2 separate regions of the Homo sapiens genome follow, and region 2 is linked to region 1. Evidence: read pairs that join two places in POLR2A ChIA-PET (ENCODE). Cell type or tissue: PC-9. All regions are shown on one strand. Each heading gives the region's core, and the rest is flanking DNA. Links, peaks and the distances in the headings are about the cores only.

Region 1 (15,520 bases), core at 3,793-11,792:
AGGGCATTCGAGGCCCACAGCTCTTCACTGGGGCTGCTGCAAACCCGTAAGTCCCCCCTTTCTGTTCCCGTCTTCTGGCAGGTGGCTTCACGGGAAGGTAGCATAGAAGTCTAGGGTTGAGTCCTGGGTCAGGCTCAAGCTGTGTGACCTTGAGGTGAAGTAAAATTAACCATATAAAGCCCTAGCCCAGTATCTGGGATTTAGTTCTTAGGATATCTTAGTGCTTGTTATGATCTATTATTATTGAGAAGAAAGAGGTTTTCCTCAGTGAGTGAGTTGGCTCATGACCATGATATGCTTGGGACTCTTTAACAATTTAAAACTTTTTTCTTTTTCAACAAGCTTTATTGGGGTATATAACTGACCAGTAAAAATTGTATATATTCAAGGTGTATAACATGATTTGATACATGTATGCATAGCATAATGATCACCACAGTCCAATTAACCAACATATTCATCAATTATTTTTCTTCACACTCTTCCTTCTCTGCCCCAATTCACCCTATTTTTTATTCTAAAAACGAGACCCCTGTCTCAATCAGATAATTTTTTCTCATTGAAGGAATCTCAAGGGTCATTCTGAAACGGATTAACGAAGACATACAACATATTTTATTTGGATTCCATAATATTGAAAATAAGCCAAAACTGACAGGTAAATATCAGGAGTTTCCACCTAAACATGTGAAGTTTCTTCTTCTTAAAAAAAAAAAAGGCAGAAAATGTTATAGCAATAGGCTTTTATGCCAGCTGGGCCAGAGTCACTGGGGGCTGAGTCTCCCCTCCCTACAGGGTGAGTCCCGTCTACTCACTGTAGCTCCCACCACTACCTCTCTTTTTTTCTGACACTAAGACCAACATGTGGTAGTCACCATTGATCATTATATTTGTACCTTGTTTGCTAGTGGTTGAAGGATGTTGTTTCTCTTGTGAATAACTACATAAAAAAGAGAGGATAACAAAAGATATGCCTAGGGTGTTAAATGTGTGACAAAGACGGGAGAAGGCATAATTCGTTGTGAAAGTGAAGATCATTCCTGCTTCTAAGTATAAAGCATGTGCCAATTTTGAAAGAATAACAGCCAGTGTGCTTCACTCATTCATGTTACCAGTTTGGCCCTGAAGGCAATTGAGCTTGCCACCCAGGGAGAAAAGCTCTCAGTTGTGTATAATTAAGTATCAGAATAGATAATGCAGTCAATATTATGGGCAGTCCAAAGGAGGGCTTTGTATTTTTTGTATTTCTTTTCTTTTTCTTTCTTTTTTTTTTTTTTTTAGAAATGGGGTCTTCCTCTGTCACCCAGGTTGGAGTGAAGTGGTGTGATCATAGCTCACTGCAGCCTCAAGCTGCCGGGCTCCAAGGATCCTCCCACCTCAGCCTCCCAAGTAGCTGGGACTATGGTGTGCACCATCACATCTGGCTAATTTTTTAATTCTTCTATTTGTAGAGTTGGAGTCTTGCCAAGTTGCCAGGCTGATCTTGAACTCCTGGCCTCAAGCAATCCTCCCACCTTGGCCCCCCAAAGTGCTGGGATTACAGGCGTGAGCCACCATTCCCGGCCTATATTTTTCTTGAGCTGTGCAATGATGTTTTTTATTTTTCTTTAGAATCATGATTTTATTTTTTATTTAAATTTTTTAGTAAGAAGAGTACTCCTTTTAAATACCAATTAATTTTGCAGATCTCCTGCATGATAATAGTAATAATCATAGTATCTTTTAATTTGTGGACCAAGAAAATATATATGTGCACATGGATTTGAGGATTCTTTTAAATTTTGCTGCAACCCACCAGCCATTTGCAGGTGATAAGTTGAAAAACACTTGATGTCTATAAGTTCACTTTTTATTGGTAATTAAGGAACTTTTGGAGAACACCATGGAGATTAAAGAGGTCTTATAGAAAATATAACCCAATTTCCTCATTTGCAGATGAGGAAACTGAGGCCCAATAAAAAGTGAATGAGATCACAGAACTAAAGCCAGAACTAAAGTCTTCCTCCCAGGGCTGTGCTTGCATGCTCTGTGTCCAAGTGGGCAATTATACGTCCCCAGGGTGAGGTTGGCCACTTAGAGAGCTTTCAGAAGTGAATTTTCTACTCAGTGTTAGAGACCAAATGGAGCATCATGTGGCTTTTCATTTTCAAGGCATTAAAATAAAAGAAATCAGGATTTAAGGCATTTCCCCAGCATGGAAGGGAGAAATAGGATCTCTCAATTGTGGAACATGGAATATTCCATGGTGATAAGTTGTAGATTCCAAGGATAGAGAGGAGACCAGGAGTGAGGGAAAAATATAGTAGTTATTTTTCATAAACAATATTATAGAGGACATTTGTAAAAACAAAACAGAATGTGACTTGAAGATGCCTAAATCTTGATTAAACACGTGGAAGAGTAAGTTTTACTATTTTAGTCTAGACAGAAGGTAGACAGTTTCAGGAAATCTAAAATTCATCAGTTCTAAATGAAGAGCTGGAATGTAGTAATCAGTGACTTGGTTGGCAGAGAAACATTATTATACTGAAAACCTTTCATTAAGAGGATTGAAAGGGTGATGTTGGGTAATTAACATCTGTATAGCAAGTTCACAGCTAGAGAAGGGAAGTAGCTTCATGTATTTGATAAAAATGTGACTTGGAGTAGCTAAGCAACAGGAATGATTTTTTTAAATTTAAAATTGTAAGTAAAATGTGTTGCCTTATATATTTCAATTATGTTAAAGCTAACAACGAGTACTTAGAGAGTGGGGAGATGCCTCAGTCACGTACTGCTGGTTGGAAAAGATCGTGACAAGAGTGTTCAGAGGGCAATTTCTTAATGCAGATCAAAATAAAAATTTGTATGACCTAAAACATTATAATTTCATTTCTAGGATTTTATTTCCAGTATATCCACTATAAATCAGTGACTGGGATGATTACAACAGTATTGGCTATAATAACGAAATACATAAATTGGAAACAAACTAAATGCCAAAAAATAGAGAAATGCCCAACAATTGGCGTATCTTCATACAGTGGAAAATTATGCAGTCACTCCCAGTACTTGGGAAGATTATTTGAAAGTAAATAAAGGAATTCATAAGATTGCTAAATATGAAAAGCAATACATGATATGACTCAAAATTTTACATTATAATGATTATAGATATAAATGTAGTAAAACTATAAGAATGTCATTAATGGTCATTACTGGTGTTATGATCATGTGAGATGATGATGATGATTGTTATTATTTTAACTTTTAGGTTCTGTGGTACAAGTGCAGGTTTGTTACACAGGTAGACTTGTGTCATGAAGGTTTGTTGTACAAATTATTTCACGACCCAGGTATTAAGGGTAGTACCCATTAGTTATTTTTCCTGATCCTCTCCCTCCTCTCACACTCCACCCTCTGAAAGGCCGCAGTGTATGTTGTTTTCCTCTATGTGTCCATGTGTTTTCATCATTTAGCTCCCACTCATAGGTGAGAACATGCCGTATTTGGTTTTCTGTTCATGCATTACTTTGCTAAGGATAACAGCCTCCAGCTCCATCCATGTCCTTGCAAAGGACATGATCTTGTTCTTTTTCATGCTGCATAATATTCTATGGTGCATATGCACCACATTTTCTTATCTAGTCTATCATTGATGGGCATTTAGGTTGTCTATGTCTTTGTTATTGTGAATAGGATCGCATGAGATTATTCTCCTGATCTATATTTTCCAAATTTTTTTTTATATATTAAGCTATAGCAATATATAGTTTAGTAATTAAAAAACCCAACTCCATAATCAAACAGAAATTTCTTCTCTCAGTCAAAACCGACTTCAGTTCTACTGGCTACAGAACAGTTTATTATCTCCTCTACCAATAAACTGTTTATCAGTTGTCTTTAGATGTTGTGCAAATGCCACTCATAGTCTAATAAACATATGTTAAAAGATCTGTATAAAGTTCTTCTAAGAGGTCCAGGATAGGAAATGCAAAAGCATACTTAAAAGCAAATAATGCAGGTGGTGCTTTTAACATATTCCAACATGATAACAACTTGATTATTGTTGGCAGTTTGCTTTATGTTTAATTTAAATCTGTTGCTCTTCATTTCAAAGATAAAATTCCCCCTGCAAAGAGCAAAATCCTAGTATTTTACTTTGATTGCTCCCAAATAATTCTGTGATTTCAATTTTTGATTGAAAACATCTAAACAGTGCTAGAATTTGAAGGAACATTTGAAATTATATAACCCAGTCCCTATTTACAGGTGGCACAGCTGAAACCTGGAGAAATAAAGTGATTTTTCCAAGGCCACAGTTAGCCAGTTCCAGAGACTCCTAAATAAATGTCAGCCACTCACCATGCCCAACAATACCTAGAAGGGCTTGCATGTGTCCTTCAACAGCAGAAAAGAAACCAATTGTTACCAGATAATCACAAATACAAAATGGCAGCAAGAGGATGGAGAATATTCCTTTTCCCTTCCGAGATGGCCAACTTTTAGCTCCCCATGGGTACTGTGAGCTGCTTCTTTCCTTGGTCTCCTGCCTCTTTCCTTTTACTGCCTCTTTGTCCTTCTCATCTAGGTTGAGGTAGGAAGTCCATCACTGATGGCCCCCAGATGAGATGGCTCCTTAGTCCTTACTACAGGAAGTGTTTGGGTATCTCAGATTCTTCTGAGTGGATCGTTTATAATGTCCATGCTTCCCAAAGTAATACACAGACTTAACACAATTCCTATGAAAATTTCAATGGTGTTCTTCACAGAACTAGAAAAAGAATCCTAAAATTTGTATAGAACCATGCAAAAAACAAAAACAAAAACAAAAACAAACTGCAAATAGCTAAAGCAAAACCGAGAAAGATAAACAAAGTTGGAGGCATCACATGTCGAAATTTAAAATTATAGTACAAAGCTACAGTAATCAAAACAGTATGATACTGGCATAAAAACAGAAACATAGACCAATGGAACAAATCAGAGTGCCTAGAAATAAATCCTAACCAACTAATTTTTAACAAGGGCATCAAGAGGACACAATGAAAAAAGAATAGTCTCTTAAATAAATGATGCTGAGAAAACTAGATTTCCACTGACAAAATAATGAAATTTGATTTTACATCATACAAAAAATTCAAATGGTTAAAAGATCTAAATGTAAAACTTAAAACCATAAAACTCATGGAAGATAACATAAGGAAAATGCTCCTTGAACATTGGCCTTGGCAATGACTTTTTTTGGATATCACACCAAAAGCTCAGGCTACAAAAGCAAAAATAAATAAATAGGACCACATCAAAGTACAAAGCTTTGCACAGCAAAGGAAACAATCAACAAAATGAAAAGGCAACCTACATACTGGGAAAAAAATTTGTAAACTATATAACTGATAAGAGGTTAATATCTAAAATTTATTTAAAAATTCTTACAACTCAATAGCAGAAAACAAAATAATTTGATTAAAAAATAAGAAAAGGACTTGAATAGATATTTCTTAATAGAAGACATACAAATAACTAACAGTTATATGAAAAAGTACTGAACATCACTAATCATCAAGGAAATGCAAATTAAAATCACTATGAGATATCACCTCACACTGGTAAGTTTGGCTATTACCAAAAAGACAAGAGATAACCAACGTTGGTGAGGGTGTGGAGCAAAGGGTACCCTAGTACACCATTGGTGGAAATGTAGATTGGTACAGCCATTATGGAAAACAATGGAAAACAATATGGAGATTCCTAAAGAAATTAAAAATAGAACTAACATGTGACCCAGCAATCCCTCCTCTGAGTATACCCCAAAGAGAGGAAATCACCACCTCATACATAGATCTACACTCATGTGAATTACAGCATTACTCACAATAGCCAATATGGAAAAAACTTAAGTATCTATAAACAGACAAATGGATAAAGGAAATGTGTATATATGGAATACAATTCAGTCTTAAAAAAGAAGGAGATCCTGCCATTAGGACATTATGCTAAGTTAAGCTAGACACAGAAAGAAAAATAATTGCATGATGTCACTTATATGTGGCATATTTTTAAGAAAGAGCTTGTATACCCAGAGAATGAAACAGTGGTCATCAGGGGGATGGGGGAGAGGAAATATGGACCTGTAGGTCAAAGGATGAAAACAGCAAATATATAAGATATATATAAAATAGTTTAGAGATCTAATGTAACATGAGTACTAAAATTAATAAAATTATATAATATTAGGGATTTTTGTTGTAGAAAATAAGTAGATTTTACCTGCTCTTGTCACAACAAAGTAACTATGTGAGATGATAGATATGTTAAACTGCTTCACCACAGATTTATTTTGCTGTCTACATATATCCTATGTTGTAAACCTCAAATGTACACAGTAACATTTATTTTTAAAAAGACAAATAAATCCATACCTTGCTCTCTTTTCACATGATAAAACCTCAATGCTCTATTTATATGAAAAGGATCTTTTAAGTATCTCTATATTCTACTATGGAAAGATTTACATGATATAATGTTAAATGGAAAAGAGAAAGGTGGAGAAAAAGTCACATATTTTAAAAAATGAGATGATCAGGGACATCTGAATACTGACTGACTATTTGATAAATTAAAGAATTATGGCTAATTTCTTTAGGCGTGAAAAGAGCATTGTAGTTGTATTTTTTTTTAAAAGAGAATCTGTGTTTTTGGAGATACATACTCAAATATTTTCTGATGACATTATCTGCTGTCTGGAATTTGCCACAAAATAATCCAGGATGTGGTTTGGGGGAAGTGGGTGGGTATAGATTAAATGAGATTGTCCAAGAATTGATCATTGCTGAAAATGGGTGAGGAGTACATGGAGGTTCATTATACCATTCTATTTTTGTAATGTTTGGTATTTTCCATAATAACAATATAAAGAACTCCTATTAGGATGTTTAATGGAAAAGGCAGGAACTTGAGACCCTTGAGTATTCAGGGTTTAGAGAGGGAAGAATGAAGAGGGTGAGGAGAATTCCATTCTGTGGAATCATAAATATTTCTTGACTGACTAAATGATAAATTGCAGGTATGAATGAATTGATAACCAAACCTGATTCTTCTAATTCTAGTGCAAGGCAGTTTCCACTAAAGTTCAAGTTAATGTCTCTTGTAAAACATAGACTACTTACTACCTGTAGGTTTCAAGATTGGAGTTTCTTACTTGTTTATCCAACATTGTACCACATGCTTTGACCTTGCTGTGTGACTTATCTTTCCAAAATGGCAGAATTGAACCTTCCTTTTGTCCTCCAAGCAGCTGTTTTGTGTAGAAGTCTGATTAATATTTTTTAAGGATACAGCTTGAGTGATCAGCTCATAGACTGAGAGGCTGTTTGTTTTTCATTCTTGACCCCTGCACCCTGGAGAGGAAGCACCGTAAACTACACACTTACTGAGGGAAACAATAGTTTATGTTGCTTGGAAACTTGTTTGGAAATGTTTCAGTATCAACAGAGACCCAATATATAAAGAGCTAGAGTTGTAGGTATCTGAGGCAAAGATGAAGAAATAGGCTACTAAGTTAAAATCTGATTCAGAACAATCCTACTCACTCTTAGAACAAAATTGCTCTTCAGCTTCTCATCCTCAGTTGATGTACCCCCAGACACCCCTGTGCTTTCCTCACCTGTCATTTCCATTGGATTGTGATTCTTTTCATTCTCATTGGCTTTCTCCCACTAGCCTATACTTCACTTTTTGTAACCTCAACACATAGCACAGCACTAAGTGCATAACTGTTAAGTAGTAATTCTTGATTGGATATGTTAGATAAATGTTAATGGAATCAATAGAGGTTATAATCCTCATAGAAGCAGAGAGTAGAATGGGGGTGAAGGGAAGACTGGGGATACAGAGGCTAGCGGGTGAAGGGAAGGGAAGGGGGAGATGATGGTCAAAAGGTACAAAATCTCAGACAGGAGGAATATATATTTTTTCTTGTTTTGAATTATATTGCATACCATGGTAGATACAGTTAATAACAGAGTATTGTACATTTCAAAATTTCTAAGACAGTACATTTAAAATATTATCACAAAAACTGTTAGGTACTGCATTTGAGATGATGGATGTGTTCACTGGCTTGATTTAATTATTCCACATTGTATTCATAAATCATAACATTATTTTATACCCACAAATTTACACAATTATAAACTGTTTCATTTATAATACAAAAAAATCCTGAAGGTGAGGAAAATATAATCAGAAGACAGAAAAAGATCTGACAGGCGGTGCGCATTTTTCACCCAAGGATACTGAAACTGAGGGAGGCCCACTGACTTGCTCCTAGTCACTATGGCAGGACCAGACCTGGGTGCTCATCATCTTTCCATAGAATCACACTACTCTTTGTTTGAAGGATGGCAAATTGGCAATGAATTTGCAGACGGAGACCAGGAGGACCCATGAGAGAGCACAGGACATCCATCTGGACATTTTCTTGGTATGTGAACTGATGGATGCTGGTCCACACCAGCTGTGAAAGGAAAGAGAAGAAAGAGGGTCTCCATTAATATCATCAGAACTTTAGAGGAATCCTTCCTGGATAGTTAGAGGAGATGGAATTAGGACTGGTCCTGGATACCTTTGCGATCTGGGTAAAACTTGCCTTTCCTGCTTTCAGGACTATGCGCTCCTCTCTCCTTCATTTGCCAGGACCCCAGGATATCTGCCTTGCTCATTGTGCAACATCTTTAACGTTGATGTCCTAGCTAAGTCTGTTCCCCATAATCCTCTAAAATCTTCTTTTTTTAGCTGAGGCTTCTATAATAGAACACTGTGGAGTAGGTGACTTAAAAAACAGATATTCCTTTCTCAAAGTTCTGAAGGCTAGAAGTCTGAGATCAGGGCACCAGGATGGTCAGGTTCAGGGCAAGGGCCCTCTTTCTGGCTTGCAGGCACTGGCTGACTTCTTGCTGCATCTTCACACGGCAGAGGGAGGAAACTCTGCTGTCTCTTCATCTTATAATGGCACTAATTCAGCATAAGGGTTCTACTCACAGTGCCTCATCTAAACCTGTTAATAATTACCTCCCAAAGGCCCGGCCTCCACATACCATCACACTGGGATTGGGGCTTCAATCTATGACTTTAATGGGAACAGAAACATTCAGTTTGTAACAACTTCCCTGACCTGTGCACCAGTCTCCAAGACCCAGAGGGTGCAAGGGAAGAGATGCTAGCCTGCAAAAGTAATCAGTGCTGAGGTGTAATAGCAAATTATTTTTCCTGCATTGTTAATTTCCCCTTCATTGCACCATCTTGCTGTTATTTCTTCCATATTTAACAACAATAACAACAACAACCCTCCTTGACAAGCCCAGCACCTGAGTTGGCAACTCTGCTCCACATCTGTAACAAAACTACTGACAGTATTTGCAGCAAAATCACTGTCTCTCATTACTCCTTTTCCTATTCTTTCCTAAACTCTACGATTCGAGAATTTGTCTCCATCACTCCTCCTTTCAAGGAGTGTCTTGTCAGTTCCTCTGGTCGAGGTCACAGTAGTCCCCACATTGATAAAGCCAACAGTAAATTATCAGTCCTGAGTTGACTTATCATTGTCACTGACGCAGTTGACGTGAAGTTATTCCGTGAAGAACTTTTTCTAGTGTGCATGTTGTACACTTGCCTCTCCATTTTTCCAGTTCTTTCTTTTTCCCAGCCTCTTAATGTTGAAGGATCCTAGGATTCAGTGCCTGGGCTTCCCCTCTACTCATCTACACTTATATTCCCTGGGTGATTTCATCCAGTTCCATTGAGATTGGCTTTTCAGAAAACCAATAAACATATGATTCCCAAATTTATATCTTCATCCTAAATATCTGCTTTGGATTTCAAACTCATGTATCTAACTGCTTAATTGACTGCTCCACTTAATTGAGCTAACAGAAAATTTAAATTTAACTTATGCAAATTGAACAGAACAGTAAGTCCAGAAACAGATCTCACATGCAATCACTTAATTTAGGAGCAAGGTAATATTACAATGCAGGAAAAGGATGGCCTTTTCAATAATTGCAATGGTGAATTAGATATCTATATGGAAAAAAAGTAAATCTCAACCTCTATCTCATATCATAAGCAAAATCAGTTCCAGATGAATTTCAGGTTTTAGTATAAAAAAGAAAACCTTCCAATTTCTAGAATGTAATACAGGGGAAAATATTTATAACATTGGAGCAAGGAGCAATTCCTTCATTAAAACACTAAGATAAAGGAAAAGATTGATACATTGGATTTCATTCTAATTAAAGACATCATTAAGGGAGGGAAATAGCAAGCCACAGATTGGGAGAAAATATTTGAAGAACATACTTGCAACAAAGGATTCATATTCAGTATATGCCCCAATTTCCTGAAAATCAGTAAGAAAAGACAGAAAGCTATTTTTACTTACCTATTGCCTCATAACAAACCACCTCAAAACTTAGTGGCTTTAAAAAAGTAACCATGTTATTTTTGTAATTTGAGCAATTTGTTAGTTTTGCAATTTGGGCAGAGCTCAGGGGGCACAGCATGTCTCTGCTCCACATGGCATCAGATGAGGTGGCTTGACGGGGATTGGAGAATCCACTTCCAAGACTGGCCATTCACATGGCCCACAAATTGGTGCTGGCTGTCACTTGGGAATCCAGCTGGAGCTGTTAGCCTGAGACCTTAATTATTTTCCATATGGGCATTCCCATATGATTTGTTGAGTTTCCTTGTAGCATGGTAGCTAGGTTCTAAGTGAGAGGACACAGAAGCTGTCAGCCCTCTTCAAGGTTAGGCTCAGAACTGGCAGTGCATAATTTCTACTGTATTCTACTGATCAAAGTAGTCAATGGCTTAGCCCAGATTCAGCGGGGTGGAGAAATCTACTCCACCACTCAGAGTGTATGGGGAATGGCTGCAAAGAACTTGTAGCCATCTTTAATCAACCACAGCAATTAATTAAAAGATTCACAGACAACTTGAACAAGTACTTTGCAAAAAAAGGTTATTCAAATTACCAATAGGCATCAAAATGTGCTCACCTTGTGTTATCAGAGAAATACAAGTTGTTATCAGAGAATTACAAGATAACACTACATACCGATCCAGATGGCTAAAATGAAAAAAGCAGACAAACAAATCTGGCAGCACAACTATTGGGGAGGATGCAGAGCAATATAGACTCTTTAAATATTGCTGGTGGGACTTTAAGTTGGTGCATAACACTGGGAATCTGTTTTGCGTGATCCAGCAAGTCACCCACATGGCTGCAAGCTGGTACTGGCTATCACTTAGGAATTCAATATGAATTAGTTTTTTCTGTTTTTGAAATTCACGTAAATAGAATTATACAAAATAAACTCTTTTGTGTTTGACTTTTGCTTTGATTCTCCTTCACATGAGTCTTTCTTCCTGGCGGCCTGGGCTTCCTTATGGCATCTTGGCTAGGTTCTAAATGAAAAGATGCATTAGACATATGTATATATGGATATATACCCAGGACAGATGCACATATATGTGCGACAAAAGTATGTACAAGAGAGCTCATGGCAGCAGTATCAGTAATAGTCCAAATTGAAAACAAGCCTAATATCCATCAATAATTGAATGGATAAATGAGTTGTGATGTATTCAAACAATAGAATAATGCACAACAATGGAAAATATATGAACCATTGTTATATTTAACAATGTGGATGATTCTCACACAGTTCATACTGAATGAAAAAAGTCAAACACAAGAGTTGATATTGTGTAATTCCATTTATTTACATGAAGTCCAAAGCCAGGCAAAACTAATCTATGTTTATGAATGTCAGAATAACAGTTATCTTTGGGATAGGTGATGACCAAGAGGTGTGTGAAGGAAGCTTCTCTGTTGGACAGAATATTCTCTTTTTGATCTTGAGGTGAGTAACTTGGTATGTTCTCTGTGTACAAATTCAACGAGCTGCCCACTTAAAATGTGTTCATTTTTCGATATATTCATTTAAGCTTAAGAAACCAACTTGCCTAAAACTGAACTTCTAATTCTCCCATCAACATCTGTCCTACTCACAATCACTACTCACAGATCTTTATTTTTGAGACGGAGTCTTGCTCTGTCACCCAGGCTGGAGTGCAGTTGCACCACTATGGCTCACTCCAGCCTTGACTCCCTGGGCTCAAGTGATTTTCCCATCTCAGCCTCCCAAGTAGCTGGGACCACAGGCACATATCACCAAGACTGGCTATTTTTGTTTTTTTAATTTGTAGAAACGAGGTCTTTCTTTATTGCCCAGGCTAGTCTCAAACTCCTGGGCTCAAGCAATCCACCTGCCTTGGCCTCCCAAAGTGCTGGGATTATAGGCTTGAGACACCACACCAAGCTGCTGACAAATCTTTGAGTTAGTGGCTTCCCTATCGTTTATGTCATCCCTGACTTCACTCTCTCTTCCTCTCACCTCCCAAGTTCATCTGTAAATCTGGCTGGCTCTGCCTTCAGCACGGGTGTAGATTCCAACCACTCTCTCCTCCTCCACCAGAACCGTCCTGGTCCAGGACACCTTGTTGGCTCACCTGGGTTAATGCCATCATCTCCTACCTGGTTTCTCAGCTTCTACTTTATTTCCCTACAGGCTATTCTTGGTGCCACAGTCAGATGTCCACTCAAAACACAAGGCATTTTATGGCCTCCTCCAGTGGCATCCATCTCACTCAGAGTAAAAGTCAAAAGCCCTTACTGCAACGTATGGGGCCCTGGAGGATATGGCCCCATTTTCTCTCTAGTCTCCTTGAATCCTTTCTCCTCTAGCCATTCTGGTCCTCTGGTTCCTTGAACACAGTAAGCATGCTCTCCCCAGAGGGCCTTTGCCCTTCTTGTTCCATTTCCTCTTCCTGACCACTTTTCTCCCAGATATTGGCATGACGATCACCCCTTTTAAGTCTTTTCAGACATCACCTTCTCAGTGAGACTTGCTGTGACCATCCTAATTGAAGTCATCCTTCCCCTGCACTCCCTTGCCATGCTTTGGATTTCACCTTTGCACTGACTACCTTCTAAAAAACTATATATATTTTCCTAGTTTAATATGTTTATTATCTGTTTTTCCCCTTTATACAGACTCCCTGGGGGATTTTGAAGCAATTTAAAGTTTGGGAAGCTCTAGTGTTGATCATCCTGGTGACAAAGTGCTCTTACATTTCATTATTGAATTTGATATTACTCTATGAGTTGGCACAGTACGTACTATTAGCCCCCATGTTTTTGTTGTTGTTGCTTAACAGATGCAGAAACTAGTGCGTAGAGTCCAAGATCACGAGCAGGGCCAAGACTTATATTTTGGTCTTCAAGGAGTTGGCTCCAAGGCCAGTACTTTTCCTGCCATGACACGTCATCCCCCACATCAAACAGCTGTAACTAAAAGGCAGATGATACACTGGAGAGAACCCAGCAAAGAGGTGGGACAAGGAGCACAGGGAGTGACCAGGACTTAATTTAGATATGAAGCAAGATGGCTGAGGAGTGTATGGACATGAATGTGACAGAGCCTGGCTAAGGGATAACTGGCCCATTGTCTCCAGGGGCCATTGTTGAGTCAAGTAAAGATAGGCTTGGCTTTATTCTGAGTCCTGAGACAAGAAGTGGGGCAGAAGAAAGACTTTTCCCCTCAATTTTAGGGCAAAATTCCTGGATGATGCTGTCATATCCCTTGTTTTGCTGGTACTCACAGAACTCTTAGGGCTCTCAGCTATCCCAGGGATTCACATGAGAATCAAGTCTAGATTTCTAGAAATTACTTCACTTTTTTTGTACTCTTTTCCACAACTCCCCTTCTAATCAGGTTTGAAATTGCTTACAATAAAAGACACATATTGAATAGGACCAATAGTACAAACAAAAAAGATAAATAGCGTATGTGGGGGTATGGGGTGTAATAAGCCAAAAAAGCTTTTTGCATGGATTTACTGCAATTGGAACATTTACTTCTGATCATCCTGGAAGTGGAAGAGAAAATGAAACGTAGTTGTTATGCCTGATTAAAACTTGCCCCACATTTGGTTATGTGAACATGGGATTTTTAGAGGGATACAATCCAAGAGGAACCTATCTCAAAAATCCTCTTGAAAGGACATTAAATTCATGACTGGATTTTTATTTTTACAGGCCTATTTTCTAGCATTTTTTTCTGCTACCAGATGAGTGTTCTGTTTACCCAGTAGCGTTCTCTAGACAGTAAAATGCATTATGTTTTGGCCAGGGGCTTTCAGGGAGGAGTATTTGCATTGCAGGACCACTTTTGTGCTTTCACTCCTGCCTCTCCCCTGAGCACTCTTAGGACTCTGTAATTCAGCATTTTCCAGTGGATCATATTTTCAGTGCTTCTAATCTGTTTTTTTTTTTTTTTTTTCTGTTAAACTTCTTAAGGATTAAAATGCCTTTTACTTCTTTGGTACTCCAGTGCTAAGCCCCTGTATGATTCTCCCTCTCTCCTCTTTCACCCCCACCCCCAGTCTCTACTAAAGAATTGGTACTGCCTCCCATCTGCCTGGAACTCTGTCTCTCCAGCATGCTCCACGTCTTTACTAAAATGTCACATTCCCAGTGAGCCTGACCCTGACTATCATATTTGAAATTGCACCTCCATCCCCACCCACAGCAGCCTTTTCTTTTTGCCCTAGAACCCCTTACCTCTTAAGTGACCACTACTTATTTATGTCTTTTGCTTATTGTGTGTCTCCTCCTGCTGGAATGCAAGATCCATAAGGCCATATTGCAGGGAGTAGTGACTGATAATTTTCAGAAGTGATGAGAGGCTCAATCCTCAGATTGAAGAAGTCATCCCAAGTCGAATAAATAAACATAAATCTAGGTGCATCACAACACAATTAGAACACAACAAAGATAGATAAAAATTTTGAAAGTAATCAGAGGGATTGAGAAGTTTCTTAAAAACAAATATTAGACTGTTATAAAATTTCTCATTAGCAATAATAGAAGCCACAAGACAAGAAAATATCTTCAAAGCATTTGGGGGCGGGATGGGAGGAGTGGAAAGTAAGTGTCAATGTAGAATTCTGAATCTGCTAAACTCTTGCTACTCAAACTGTGGTCCAAGGACCGGCAGCACCAGAATCACCTGGAAGTGAGTAAGAAATGCAGAATCTATCCCAGACCTACTGCATCATGGTCTGCAGTTTAACAGGATCCCTGGTGTTTTAAATGCTCATTACAGTTTGAGAATCCCTGATGAAGTGAACTATCATTCAAAGTGAGACCAAAACAAAAACAATTTCAAGCAAAGAACAAAAGAGAGCTTTGCGGAAAAATTACTTCAATAAGAAAAAGAATGGAATCCATAGGAGAGAAGCGGGATGTGGAAAGCAAAGAAATGGATAAATGTGGGTAACCCTAAAGAATTGAAGACATAATCCTTGCCTTCAGGAAGTTTATCATAGTGCTGAGAAGAGGAAACCAAAACACACAGGAAACAGAGGGTCAAGGGGCACCCTGAAAGTAGTCACGGAAACTAGATTCTAGTCC
Region 2 (15,520 bases), core at 3,652-11,651, 350 kb after region 1:
TAGTGACTTCCCTGGAAATTTGCTGCTCCAGGCCAGGCGCAGTGGCTCATGCCTGTAATCCCAGCACTCTGGGAGGCTGAGGTGGGTGGATCACAAGGTCAGGAGTTCAAGACCAGTCTGATCAACATGGTGAAACCCCGTCCCTACTGAAAATACAAAATTAGCAGGGCATGGTGGTGCGTGCCTGTAATCACAGCTACTCGGGAGGCTGAGGCAGGAGAATCACTTGAACCCAGGAGGCGGAGGTTGCAGTGAGCCGAGGTCGTGTCACTGCACACCAGCCTGGGTGACAGAGCGAGACTCTGTCTCAAGAAAAAAAAAAAAAAAAGAAATTTGCTGCTCCTAGCCAGACCCCCTTTGTTCTGTCATTGCTTCTCAAATTTATCATTCTTCGTCTAAAAAGTATAAAAGCATTTTTCTTTGACCACTTCTTCAGACTTCACTCTCTTGTGAAAATCTCCATCTATAATTGCCTGACAGGTTCTTCCTGCCCACTGCACAGACAAAACCAATTCACGAAGACCATAATATTGCTGTAGAGAAAGAGTTTTATCATTGCAGAGCTAGCCAAGAATGACTAGAGTTATTAATATTACTCAAATCAGTCTCCTTGAGAACTCAGAGGATAGGGTTTTTAGGGCTAATTTGGTGGGCAGCGGGCTAGGGAACCAGTGCCACTGATTGGCTGGAAATGAAATCATAGGGGTGTGGAAAATGATTCTCCTGTGTGGAGTCAGCCTTTGGGTGAGGGCCACAGGACTGGCTGAGTCATGAGTCCCAGGTCCGGCTGGGGTCAGTTGGCTACCAGAATGCGAAAGTCTGAAAAAAATCTCAAAAGATCAATCTTAGGTTCTACAATAGTGATGTTATCTATAGGAGCAATTGGGGAAGTCTTGAATCTTGTGACCTCTGGCCACTTGACTCTCAAGCAGTAATGGATTACAGAAACTGTTCCTACCAGAATCCTAGCAGAATTCAGGCTCCTCCCATAATCCTAATTTCATGGCCTTTCATTAGTTTACAAAGGTGGCTTTGGTTCCTAAGCAAGTAGGGAGTTAGTTTTAGGGAGGGACTATTATCATCCTTGCCTCAAAGTTAAGCTATAAACTAAATTCCTCCCATGGCTAGCTTGGCCTACACCCGGGAATGAGTTAGAACAGTCAGCCTGTGAGCCTAGAAACAAAACAGAGTCAACTTTGCTAGACTTCTCTCGCTGTCATAATTTTTGCAAAGGTGGTTTCCACATACATGTAAAGCTAATAAAATTTACGTGCTTTTCTCTTGTTAATCTGCCTGGTATTAATTTGATTTCTAGACCCAGCTAAAAAGCCCACTAAGACCTAAAAGGGATCCCCTAAACTACATTTGGGGAATTTCCCCCATTATTCATCTTCTCTTCAAGATGGAAGCCTTCCACCAACTTCCCTTAAAACTAGTGCACAAGGAGCATTATTTTCACTGGGAAGAAGAAGGTACTGGGCGAGTCCAGTCAGCAGAGAGATGCGGCTGGATCATGATGGAGATGCCAGCTTTCATAGGCAGCATTGGCAAAGACGTGAAGGCAGAGAGAGTTGCCAAATGCAACACAGAGTATCTTTGGTCTTTGGCAAGCACCATTTGAATTGTGTGGTGAGAGCTGAAGTCAGAATATCAGGGACACAGAATACACTGGAATAGAAAAGATGTTGGTACTTTTAGGTTTATAGGTAGAAAGCAATTAGGGAAGAAGTTGATGATATATAGGGGATAACTGTTGAATCAGGTATGGGAGCAGATGAAAATAATAGCATTACTTTTTGTATACTTTATATAAGGCCCACTGATTGCTATTACTGATTCAATGAAAGAGGTATGTATTTGTCCATTCTCACATTGCTATAAAGAACTGCTCAAGACTGGTTAATTTATATAGAAAAGAGGTTTGATTGACTCACAGTTACGCATGGCTGGGGAGGCCTCAGGAAACTTACAATCATGGTGGAAGGCAAAGGGGAAGCAAGGCACATCTTACGTGGTGGCAGGAGGAAGAGAGAACAAAGAGGAAGTACTCTACACTTTCAAACAACCATCTCTCGTGAGAACTAACTCACTATAACAAGAACAGCAAGGGAGAAATCCACCCGCATGATCCAATCGCCTCCCACCTGGCCCTTCCTCCAACACTAGGAATTACAATTCCACCTGAGATTTGGGTAGGGACACAGAGCAAAACCATATCAAGGTTTTATTCACATTTTATGGGTAAGTAAAGAGGTTCAGAGAAATTAAATGGTGGGTTATCCAACTAAGAAGAGACAGAATAGCAACTCAACTGGCTCCAAAGCTCATTACCTTGGTTCTATATCAGAGGATCGAGAGGTCCAGTAGAATGGTTGGACTTAAAAGGAGGGAGAAGACCTCATTTACTGGAGGGAAGGAGGGAAACACTAATACAAGTTTCTAGATTTAATGAAGTAGGAGGAAAGCAAACAGTCAGCTGATAGTGCAGGGAGTAGACGAAAAGTGAAGTGACATTTGAAAATATAAAGTTATGTGCTTTCTATAGGCTCTTAGGGAAATTCAATCTTGGGGAGACGTAGGTATCTGAAGAACGTAGTGACAGTTACTGAGGGACTTGAGGGACTAGATAAGGAAACTACATATAGAGATAAATTATGGTGCAGCTGAAGCTGGAGATAACAAATTGGAAGTAGCTCCAGTTCTTAAAATTCTAGACTGTTTTCTCTAACAGTGCTCAGTCTCTTAACTGTAGAATTTGGAGAAACATTCAGCATTTGTTCAATGAATCAAGCAGGACATGGATGCATGGAAATTGGGATTACTGGAAAAAGAGGTTTATAAGTGATTGGCCATGGAAATTAAGGCTTATTGAGGAAGAGAAACAAAAGGGGGACAGGGCAGGAGACAATCAGGGGTGGAAGGTTGGGGAACAAAGGAATTAAAAGACCAGACATGGCAGAGGACTTTTGATATGGTTTGGCTGTGTCCCCACCCAAATTTCATCTTGAATTGTAGCTCCTATAATCCCCACATCATGGGAGGAACCCTGTGGGAGGTAATTGAATCATGGGGGTGGTTACCTTTATGCTGTTCTCATGATAGTGAGTGAGTTTTCACAAGATCTAATGGTTTTATAAGAGGCTTTTCCATCTTTTGCTCATTTTTCTTCTTCCTGCTGCCATGTGAAGAAGGACGTGTTTGCTTCCCCTTCCACCATGATTCTTAAGTGTCTTGAGGCTTCCCCAGCCCTGCGGAACTGTGAGTCAATTAAACCTCTTTGCTTTATAAATTACTCAGTCTCCGATGTTTATTCATAGCAGCATGAGAATGGACTAATACAACTTTTTAAAATTTTAATTTCCAATTTTTTTTAGAGACAGGATCTCTGTTGCCCAGGCTGGAGTGCAGAGGTGCAATCATAGCTCACTATACCCTGGAACTCCTAGGCTCAACCAATCCCCCCACCTCAGTGGCCTGAGAAGCTGGGACTACAGGCGGGAGCCACCAGGCCCAGCTGTGGCAGAGGAGTTTCAACCCTGTTTGCTCAAAATTAATCTTGAAACAAAGACAGAAGAAGTTGTCCATCTTTGGACCAGAAATCTGACCACAGTAATTCAGTGAAGTTGGCTTTTATTTCTGTCATACAAAAATGCAGAATTAGGCAGTCCAGGTAGATTCAGTGCATCCACCACATTATCAATAATCCAAACTCTTTCTATCATCCTGTTCTCCACTAACCTGTGGTTTTCATTTTCATGGTCACCTTGTAGTTGCAAGATGGCTGCCGGATTGCCTTCTAAGCAAAAAGAGGAAGAAAGGCAAAGAAGGGCAAATAAAGGGCAAAAATTTATTCCATTTAGTAAGCTTTCCAAGAAACACTACCCAGGGACTTCCACTCCTATCTCACTGGCCAAATCTATCTCACGGGTGCTCCTAGGGCACACTGTCTTCCTCAACTAAATCTGAGTGCAAGAAGAAGTTAGTGGAGCAATAAGCAGTCTGACATGCCAGGAGACATTTGTAACCCCAAACCACAATCTCTGAAGATTGCCAACAAAAAGAGTCAAACTCTGTAAAATATTTGAAGAGACTTATTCTGAGCCAAATATGAGTGACCCTGGCCCAAAACACAGCCCCCAGAGATCTTAAGAACATGTACCCAAGGTAGTCAGGCTACAGCTTGATTTTATACATCTTAGGGAGACATAAGACATCAATCAATACATGTAAGATGTACATTGGTTCAGTATGGAAAGAGAGGACAATGCCAGATGAGGGCTTGCAGGCTATATATGATTTAAAGATTTTCTGATTGGCAATTGGTTGAAAGAGTTATTATCTAAAAACCTGGAATCAATAGAAATGAGTGTCTGGATTACGATAAGGGGTTGTGGAGACCAAGGTCCTTCTTATGTATAATAGACAAAGCCTCCAGGTAGCAGGCTTCAGAGAGAATAGATGGCAAAATTTTCTTTTAAGATTTAAAAAGGTGCCAGACTCTTAATTAATTCTCTCTGGGATTAAAGACTTGGAAAGGGAAGGGGATTCTCTGTAGAATGTAGATTTTCCCTTATCAGACAGTTCTGCAGGGCCATCTGAAAATATGTCAAAGAAATATATATTTTTAGGGTAAAATAATCTCTTTCAGGGCCTGCTGTCATGTTGGTATCTTATTGCTAGAAAAACTGTTTTGTCAGTCGTTAAGGTCTCTGTTTTAATGTTAATGCAGGTCAGTTGTGCCTGAATTCCAAAGGGAGGTGGGTACAATCAGGCATGTCTGAACTGCCTTCCCATTATGGCCTGAACTCGTTTTTTAGGTTAACTTTGGAAGGCCCTTGGCTGAGAGGAGGGGTCCATTCAGTTGATTGGGGGGCTTAGAATTTTATTTTTGGTTTATAAGATGGAAAGTGAATGGGGTATCAGAAAATGATGCAATAGACAGAGTGAAGGTCAAATTTAAGCACCTGCAAATGGCAGGAGGGGTAACAACAACTAGCAAGGCTATTTGCCCTCAAGGCATGCTTACAATATGAAAGAGACCAAAATATCAATAAACAAACTTAAAAGAAATAAAAATGCAGCATGCTGAATAAAACTTCAATGTGATTAAAATGAATGCTCTAAGGAAATAAATCCAATCCAAGTAACCAAAACAGGATACATTGATATATAAACAGAAACACTGAAAACTTAAAAAAGAAATACAGGTGAAAAAATTTAAAAACACAATAGAAGAATAAATGGGAAGAGAAAGTTAAGAAAATATCCCTTAAAATAGAACACCTAAATAATAGAAGGCCCATTAAGGAGAGAACAAGGTAGGGAAGGAAACCACCAAAGACTAAATACAAAAGTATTTAGAACTGAAAGATCCAGGTCTCCAGAATGAAGACTGCTCACCACGACGGAAGGCAAAAGACTGACACAGTCATGAAATTTTAGAATATTAGGCCCAAGAAAAGACATCTAAATCTTTCAGAGAAAAAAAATGACTGGTGGCATACAAAGGTATGAAAATAAAAACGGCTTCCTCATAAAAACACAGGAAGGCAGAGGAAAATGGGGGCAATTTCTTCCAAATGTTAAGAAAAAAAGTCATTGTGTTGCCAAGGCTGGTCTTGAACTCCTAGCCTCAAGCAATCCTCCTCCTTCAGCCTCCCAAAGTTCTGGGATTATAGGCATGAGCCACTGTACCCAGCCACAAAGAAAACATTTTACTGTATTATTTATTTATTTTTCAAACAGGGTCTTGCGCCCAGGCTGGAGTACAGAGGCATGATCTCAGCTCATTGCCACCTCCACCTCCTGGTTCCAAGCAATCCTCTCACCTCAGTCTCCTGAATAGCTGGGACTACAGGTGCATGCTACCATGCCCGGCTAATTTTTTATATTTTTGGTAGAGACGGGGTTTTGCCATGTTGCCCAGGCTGGTCTCGAACTCCTGAGCTCATGCAATTTGCCCACCGTGGCCTCCCAAGGTGCTGGGATTACAGAAGTGAACCATTACACCCAGCCAAAGAAAACATTTTTTATTTTTTATTTTTGAGACAGGGTCTCACTCTGTCACCCAGGCTGGAGTGAAGTGGCACAATCTCGGCTCACTGCAACTTCTGCCTCCTAGGTCCAAGCGATTCTCCTGCCTCAGCCTCCCAAGTAGCTGGGGTTACAGACATGCGCCACCATGGCCTGGCTAATTTTTATATTTTGCGTAGAGACGAGGAATCACCACGTTGGCCAGGCTGGTCTTGAACTCCTGGCCTCAAGTGATCCACCCACTTTGGTCTCCCAAAGTGCTGGGATTACAGACACGAGCCACCATGCCTGGCCTAAAGAAAACATTTTAAAAGAAAAGAATGATTATTAACTCCAATAACTCATACAGAAAAGTACTTTAAAAAAAAGTAATCATAGAATACAATACTACGTGGCTTATTAGAGCATAATATTTATGGTCATAATAACAAAGGCACCTAATATGGATTTCACAAAAAATTGAGATATGACATCATAAGGATGGAGGGAAGAAATAGATTGTGAAATAAATTCCTCATTTTCTGAAACAGGAAGTCAAGAGAGGGGTTCTAAGAGTAATGAAAAAAGAGACAGCAACAATCAGGCATAGTGGCTCACTCCTGCAATCTCAACTATGTTGGGGGCTGAAGTGGGAAGATCATTTGAGGCCAGGAGTTCAAGACTAGCCTGGGCAACGCAGTGAGATCCCATCTCTATAAATAAAAAGTCAAAAAAATTAGCCAGGCATGGTGGTATATACCTGTAGTCCCAGCTACTTGGGAGGCTGAGGCAGGAGGACTGCTTGAGCTAAGGAGTTTGACGCTGCAGTGAGCTATGAGCCACCACACTGTGGCCTGGGCATCGCTATTAAAAATAATGAGATTGCAATAGTATTTAGAAATAGGAAAAGAGATATACACTGGTGTGTCTGAAAGTGGTTGCCTCAGCAAGAGGAAGAGAGATGGAGGTCAAAAGGACAAAAAGTTGGTTTCCTTATAAGCCTTTTTTCCCTATTTTTTATTTTTTATTTTTTTTTTAGGCAGAACAGAATAAGGACAGTCAGAGTGGGAATGACGGCCTTCTATTCAAAGTGTGTTTCTCAACATCAACTGGGAGCTTGTTAATACAGTGTCTCCAATCCAGCCCAGACCTACAGAATCAGCCTGCATTTTAACGCCATCTCCTGGTGATTCATATGGCCATTGTAATTTGAGAAGCATTTGTCTAGTAGTCACAGTGCAGGGGGCCTGAGATAAGGTGCAGGTGTCTATCGCTGTAGTAAAGGTGAGGAACTGAAGCAAGATTCATGAAGTACACAAGATTCTGAACTCAGCCCATCATTTGAGGTAACTTCACCCTTTACCCTTATACCTTCTTAACATCACTGCTGTATTTCTGGCAAGCCTTAATCTTGTTTCTCAAATTTCCTGCCCTGGTCATCACTTTTTTCACCATCTGGTTTGAGTTTTACCTCTCTACTTCGCAAAATCTATCTTTACAGATTTTGTCACGTGGCAGTTGCAGGTATTATTGTTCTCAAATTGTTCCTGTTTATTTAATTATCAAGACCATATAACTCACAATAGACTAGATGCTCAAGAAAGCTTAGCAATTGGGTTCTTTCAAATCTTCAAGTTATATGCCAGAACTGATGCATGAAGAACTGTAAGCAGATCAGTCTCCACTGTCCAGGAAAGGGAGGAAAACAAAATTACAGATAAGAACTTAGATGGCGTAAACCCACAATTATAGTAGCTCTTAGAGAGTGGTCCTGGGTGTGGTAGCTCTCACCTGTAATCACAGCACTTTGTGGGGCTGAGGCAGCAAGACTGCTTGAACCCACGAGTTTGAGACCAGCCTGGGCAACATAGTAGGAACCTCATCTCTACAAAAAATAAAACAAAAAAAAAATTAGCCAAGTGTGGTGGCATGCACCTGTAGTCCCAGCTACACGGGAGGCTGCCGTGGGAGGACCACTTGAATCCGGGAGTTTAAAGCAGCAGTGCGCCCTGACTGTGCCACTGCTCTCCAGCTTTGGTGACAGAGCAAGACCCTGTCTCAAAAAAAAAAAAAAAAAAAACCCCACACAAGAACCCTCCCATCAAGACAGTGGCCCTCTAATGATTCCACTAGAAGTGAGGACTAAGCTAAGTAGGTGTTAGTTAGATCAAGAGAAACCTTTGATTTCCAGTCCCACTAAACTATGTCTTTATTACACTTTTTTATCCCAAGTTTTGAAAGATTTATAAAGCTTCTCTAAATGTTGAGTCTGGTTTAAGTATAAAATTAAGTTTCTTTCAGACACATAAAAATTACAACTCTATCACAAAAGTTAATTTTAAAGCTGTTCAGAAGCAAGGCTTAATTATAAAGTTTCAAAAGAAAAGCCCTCTATGATTAAAGATCTTAGCTCCTTTATTAAAGTGAAAATTAATCTATGCAAATTAGCTTCTCTTTGAAGTGACCCTTGTGTATTAGTCAGGGTTCTCCAGAGAGACAGAATAGGATATATGTATATATGAAAGGAAATTTAGTAAGAATTGACTCACACAAGCACACGGTGAAGTCCCACGATAGGCTGTCTGCAAGCTAAGGAGCAAGGAAGCCAGTAGTGGTTCAGTCCGAGTCCAAGCCTCAAAAGCAGGGAAGCCGACAGTGCCATCTCCAGTCAATGGCCAAAGGCCAGAAGGCCCCTGGCAAACCACGGGTATAAGTCCAAGAGTCCAAAAGCTGAAGAACCTGGAGTCTGATGTCCAAGGGCAGGAATCATCCAGCACAGGAGAAAGATGAAAGCCAGAAGACTCAGCAAGCCAACTTAATCCCACTTTCTTCCACCCGCTTTGTTCTAGCTGCACTGGCAGCCGACTGGATGGTGCCCACGCACACAGAGGGTGTGTCTGCCTCTCCCAGGCCACTGACTCAAATGTCAATCTCTCTGGCAACACCCTCACAGACACACCCAGAAACAATAAAGGCATCCTTTAATCCAATCAAGTTGACACTTAGTATTAACCATCACACCTTGCAAACAAGCTATTTGAGATTATAGCACTGACAAGATGTTGCTTTTTAGGCTGGGCGTGGTGGCTCACACCTGTAATCCCAGCACTTTGGGAGACTGAGGCAGGTGGGTCTCTTTTATCCAGGAGTTTGATACCAGCCTGGGCAACATGATGAAACCATCTCTATAGAAAATACAAACATCAGCCAGGCATGGTGGCACATGTCTTTAGTCCCACCTACTTGGGAGGCTGAGGTTGCAGTGAGCCGAGATCATGGCACCACACTCCAGCCTGGGGGACAAAGGATCTTGTCTCAAAAAAAATTAAAAAAAAGATGTTACTTTTAAAATATCATTCTAACAAGGAGGAATTAGTATTTATCCACATAAGAAATTATTTACTTTGTGCTGTCCTTTCAATCACCATTTATTGGTAGAAGATTTTGAAAATGATCCCTTATGAGAAAATAGGGAATTTGTAAACCAAGTGATTCTATGGTCCAGAACAGTCTGCCATAAACAGATATTTCTCTGAAGATTCACGTTTTATCTTAAACATTTGTGCAAATCTACTCTGTAATAGATCCATGGTAGTTTTTGTTTGAAAAGGTGTCCATCCAACATTAAGTAAAAATGACACTCCCAAAAGTGTTTATCCTCTGAGAAGCCAGCACCCAGCTCACACCCAGTTTATGAATAGCATTATGATGCTGCAGACCTACCCCGTCTCCATCCACCCTGCATTATATTTGCTGTAAAACTGTAAAGATAAATACTGAACCACATTATCTGTCTCAGGCATGTATGTGTACATGTGAGGGACAGAGCAGTCTTGAAACTTATGTGAATAAATTTTTTTTTTATTTTTACACCATAATCCAATTCTAGTTATCTTAATTGAATTTGAAAACTTTTTCAATTGCATTAAATTTACAAAAAAGTTCTCCCACATTACACTAAAGCATTCCTCATGTTTCACTTCCAGTACTCAGATACTGAATGAGTAAAATCATTTTATTGGCTCTCTTTTAATTAACTCCTTCAAATGCACATTGTTTAAAAACTGACTAGGTCAAAAATAGTTACGCCTGCAGGTTGACCTATTCAGACTTTGCCAAACTCCTCCAAGTTCAATATAAATTGACGTTTTCAGAGTACAAAGTCAATTTTACGGAAACGCTGTTCCTCCTTTTCCATGGAGCCAATCTGGGTAATTTTTTCATTAAAATTCTTCTTCTGCCTGTTTGCTGCGGAACTCTTTGAGCTGCTGTAGCCGCTCGATAGTTTCAGAAATGGTGCGTTCCCCGTGGACCTTATTGTCTCTTGTGCGGATATTAACAGTGCCACTGATTTTCTCTTTTTCACCAACAACTAAAACAAACACACAAAGCTTTGTCAGACTTAATCTAAAGATATGGAAGAATTCACACTGAACATCTGAAAAGAAATGATCCTAGGACCCAAAACCTACCCCATAGCTTCTGATACATTAAAAGGTACAAGTGACCATGTGTTGATATTTAAAAGAAACTCTTTGCAATATCTAAAACTACTGTGCTTATGGAGTCAATCTAGACAACGTAACAACCAAATAATAAAACCCCAAACATCATGAATATCTTTTTTCAAGTAATCCCACATAAGGCATTATCTTGAGAAAGTAATCCAATAGATGTGTTTAAAAGCAATGCGTCTTCATTCTTGTTATAATAGCAAAATATTTTCTCACAGACATCCATGATTTAAGTGAAAAAAAAAAAAACCCAGTATGTATGCATGAGCCTATTTTTATAGTTATTATATATTAAAATATATAATAGAAAAAAAATCAGGACTGGAAGGAACTAAATAAATTCTTGATTACAATTCACTTAAACCTGTCTCAAGGTTTCAGTAGATTTTCCTGAGGTGTGGCAAATTTTCTTTGGTAAGTTTCCATTCTTACCTAAAATGAAGTTATACTGTGCTAACTGTGCATTTCGAATCTTTTTATTCAATGTACAGCCTGGATCCAGATCAATGTCTGCCATGAATTTGGCATCGTGGAATTGTTGTCGTACCTATTGTAACAGAGATACAGAATTTGTCAGATCTAAAATCAGAATTATATTTTGATCTCACATGATTTTACTGAACACAGGGATCAGGACTTCTTGGATGAACTTCCAGGAATTTAAAGCTGGCAAAACTGTCTTAGATAATATTATTCACTGCCATTATTCCCCCCTCAAAAAGGCCAGCTCCTCTTTATTACCTCAGGTCATGTGTATTAAGTAAACAATGTTTTCAGTATTCTTTTCCAAAAAAGCAATAAACTAGATTACAATTTATTAATTTTACATTAACTAGATTAAACTTCCCATTAACCTGATAACATATTAACATGACAAAAAGACCTAAATGAACAATTTTATTTCACTATCATTTCATATGAACCTCAGATTACAGATGTGAAAAATATCACACGATCAACACCTGAAAGAAATGATCTTCAACTGAATAAATCTTAACTTCTGAGTATCAGAAAGTTTTTTTTTTTAATCAGGTTATCAGAGGCATTAGTCCCTTAACTTTAAAATAGAATAATATTTAATAGTCTAAAAGTAATTTAGATTAGAACAAATTAACAATGAGTATAAAAAATGTTTCTGTTCAGCCTGCTATGAGAGTTGGGCATTTTACATTCAAATCACCCCACACGTGGCAGAAAACTGTTTCCTTACAGTGGCCATTAACCCAAAGGAAGAACAGGAAAGTTGGAGGACGCTGGTGTTCCTTCCTCATCTCTGCCATAGAGACAGTACCATTGGGCTTTCACGCAAAGCCATGTGAGCAGTGACGGCCTATCCTCTTTTTGTAGACGCAGAAGTTACACTGTCTACTAGCAGAATCACCATCACAATTCCACCCAGACCTCTTAGAAGGGTCAGAGTTTCTGGAAATCCTGGTCAGAAAGCAGAATGAATTTTTCCAGGAAAACATCTTAAGTACAGCTGAAGGTGAAATAGTAACTATCATACTCTACTTAAGTATCATGAGTAAAACCAGCAATCTCTGGTTGACCTGGGTGACGAAATATTTCTTTCAATTTTTGATTGAAAAAGATTCTAAATGATCTACAACACATTCATTTCTCAAATGCGAGTTATGTGTAAACCAAGGGTTATTTATGTATGTCAAATGTTTATTTCTATAAGGCATACTTTTTGAAACAATCTAAGTGACTTTGCCTATACTGTGCACAAGTCTTAGCATTTTAACTAGATTTTTAAGCCACAGTGATCACGAACCAATTAACCTGTTGACATTTTATTACACCCATTTCAGAAGGGTTGTTACAGAATTTTAGAATGCCAAGATAGGTCTACATCTTCAACTTATAACTACTTTAAAGAATAAGGCATCAGTTTCTTCATTTTTCTCAACATGGGTCCTGTGTGTGCACGTGAGATGGGCAATTCTGCAGTTGGGGAAGTGGCCTGATAATTACAGGGTGTTTAACATGTCTGCTCTATAGTTATTAGGTATCAGGAGTACTGCCCTGTCTTCTCTCCCCGCAAAAGAAAAGCTTACCACCACATAATCTGGAATGCCACCTACCCGCAAAGGGAAATGGGGAAGTCAGTGCTGTCTCCAGTTGAGAACTCAGTTAACCAATACAGAACTTCTTCCTACTGTGTGAGTTTTCACATACAAATAAGACAAAGTGCACTCAACCATGGAACATAACTTTGATTGTCATCATTTGTAACTAAAACTACTGAGTGCAGTAACAGGAATAGTCTGAATGGTTTATCTATTAGATGGTTTAGTGTTCACTTCATTTTTTTTATTTATTTATTTGTTTTTATTTATTTATTTTTTTGAGATGGAGTCTTGCTCTGTCACCCAGGCTGGAGTGCAGTGGCATGATCTTGGCTCACTGCAAGCTCCGCCTCCTGGGTTCATTCCATTCTCCTGCCTCAGCCTCCTGAGTAGCTGGGACTACAGGTGCCCGCCACTGCGCCCAGCTAATTTTTTGTATTTTTTAGTAGAGACGGGGTTTCACCATGGTCTTGATCTCCTGACCTCGTGATCCACCCGCCTCGGCCTCCCAAAGTGCTGGGATTACAGGCGTGAGCCACCACGCCTGGCCCACTTCAGTTTTTTTTTAAGAGATGGGGTCTCACTATGTTGCTCAGGCTGGAATGCAGTGGCTACTCACAAGCACAATCATCACACCCTGAACCCTCAAAGATCCTCCTGCCTCAAGCTCCTAAGTAGCTGGGACTACAGGTATGCATCTCCATGCTCAAGTTCATTTATTTCTTAAGGGTAATTAAGAACTGAGTGTGGTTTATTCTGATGGTCTGAAGACATGATGGTTTTGATGTTACAGTATTGTTCACTCATCAACTTTTAATAATTTGAAATTCCTTAGTATGGAATTTTCACTATGGCAGAACAATGCTTTAAAGTGAAGTTATGAATGGCTATACATTTGTTGGTAAGTTAGTTTTTTTGGTAGAGAGGCAAGACATTGGTCTGCTATACTATTAACCTGAAAAAATTTCAACTACCTGAAGAAATTTACATTAAAATGAAGCAAAATTACTCACTGAGTCAAAGAGCAGCCTAAACTGTATTTTGAACGGGAATTTACCTACCATACTGAAGTACCTGATATCTGCTAATCTGGTTTTTTAAAATACTAAATACTAAAATATACAAGTGTAACTGGGTATGGTGGCTCCTGCCTGTAGTCACTGCTACTCGGGAGGCCAAGGTGGGAGGACTGCGTGAGCCCAGGAGTTTGAGGTTACAGTGAGCCATGACTGTACTACTGCACTCCAGTTGGGGCAAGAGAAAGATCCCATCTCTTAAAACAAATACAATAAAATATACAAGTGTACATAAAACACTATCCAAATATGTCTTCTGATTATGGAATCATGGAGAAAAGCATTAAAGAAGTAATATAATCTATTCAGGCTTAACAAAGATTAAAAATAGTAACATTTCTCTTTATCACAACAGCTCGATTCACCAAGAATACAGGGCTTATGTGATTTGAAAAGCTGAACAACAGATGTTAAATTGAAAGAAAATTCATATCTAAGGCTTACCTTTTGGGCATATTCATCACAGGTTGGTCCCACTGGAACTACCATTACCTGGCGAGGGGACAGCCAAAAGGGCCTTTGGAAGAGAATAAAAATATTCAGTGTAGATGTGGGCATATTCACTAAACAGGGACAGCATATTTCTTACTCTACTCTTCAGTATCTTTTCCTGGAACATGTAACGACTACTTTTAAAACTTGGCTTTAAAAAACCCCAAAATGAAAAGACCTATCCAATAAAGATTAAGGCGAGGAGATGCAGGAGAAGAAAACTAACCCTACGTAAGGAAAGCCTGTAACTACAATTTGTCTTGCTAAGTAGATAGCAAAGCAAATTGAGGATAGGACTAGGCCTCACACTTTAATACATCACAAAACACTGTGTATTGGCTGTGAGAGGAGGTAACAAATGATTTAATAACTGCATGTAGTGATTAATTGTTCATTTTATTACTTATTCTTCACGGGGACACAGTGCCCTCAGTTTACTCAACATCCATTTTGTATCATTCAGCAAATTGTAATTGATAATAACTGGTTATGGCACTTGGTAAAAATCAGAGTTTTCACTACTTATTAAAAAATAAGCCCATCCAATTCTCCCTTTGAAGCAATACAAGTGTCAAATGCTTCTGATGCTGCAAACATCAGGCTAATGTTTTTCTCCATCATTCCTCTATTTTCAGTTGTTCTGTTGTATCAGGCAAAAGGCTAAAGTAGGCACTAAATTCTACCCTAATCATGGACTTTTCCCCACCTAAAACAGGTTTAGCAGAGCAATTAGCTGAGGACTCCCTTAATTCTTGAAATACCTTGCAGAGAATGTGTCTCACATTTTATCTGACTTTGAGAAATCTAGAGATTATCTTGTATCATTGATCAGAATGAGAAACTGTCCTAATTTCTGAAGTAACCAAGTTCAAATAAAACTGAAATGACAGTAATGTGTAAGATTAAACCAATGTACGTCATTTTACAAAAGTTTTAAATCAATATGATTAATATGGAAGGCTCTACACACGGGTGCTTTTATAACCCTGTGCTGCTTTCAAATGCACTGTGGGTCCAGAAAAAACTGCTTAAGAATTAAGATGAAAGTTATGTGGCCATGTATCTTGGAAACAAAAACTTACTTAACCTCACAGAAATGAATCACAAATGTTGATCGGTTTGGCATCTGTTTTAAAAAATGCTTGGCTTTTAAAACATGTCCAAATACCTGCTTGTTATGATTAGCAAGGCTGAACGAAGAAAGCCATAAGCCTCCTCATTTATCTATGTAAAACCAGCAAAGCCATCTAAATCCCAAAACAAAGTTACTAGAAAAGCATCCAAAACAGTAAGTATACTTCTTACAGAATACTAATTCCTAATTAGAAAGTATTACACAACATCCAAACAAATC

What was found. Peaks named below come from ENCODE experiments on the same cell type or tissue, not always from the same donor. Only the 100,000 strongest peaks of a DNase experiment are listed, where the experiment ranks them.
Region 2: POLR2A ChIA-PET joins it to region 1 with 10 read pairs; 2 of 35 experiments call an interaction of 5 or more read pairs at or near these places.

Annotation. Positions count from the first base shown.
Region 1 is chr5:33,808,851-33,824,370 of GRCh38, reverse strand. The region is part of intron 2 of ADAMTS12 (ADAM metallopeptidase with thrombospondin type 1 motif 12); the gene reads left to right. Among named protein-coding and RNA genes, the nearest start is that of ADAMTS12, 75 kb to the left of the region's middle. In PC-9, for the core only: no CTCF peak of the experiment used is centred there; a DNase peak (open chromatin) is centred at 6,980; H3K27ac peaks cover 2,448 bases.
Region 2 is chr5:33,462,424-33,477,943 of GRCh38, reverse strand. It overlaps TARS1 (threonyl-tRNA synthetase 1), which reads right to left. Exons shown (of 19, transcript NM_152295.5): 17 at 14,119-14,191; 18 at 10,959-11,073; 19 at 9,858-10,384. The coding sequence ends at 10,236. Among named protein-coding and RNA genes, the nearest start is that of TARS1, 29 kb to the right of the region's middle. In PC-9, for the core only: CTCF peaks have their summits at 6,992 and 7,192 (motif pointing left); no DNase peak of the experiment used is centred there.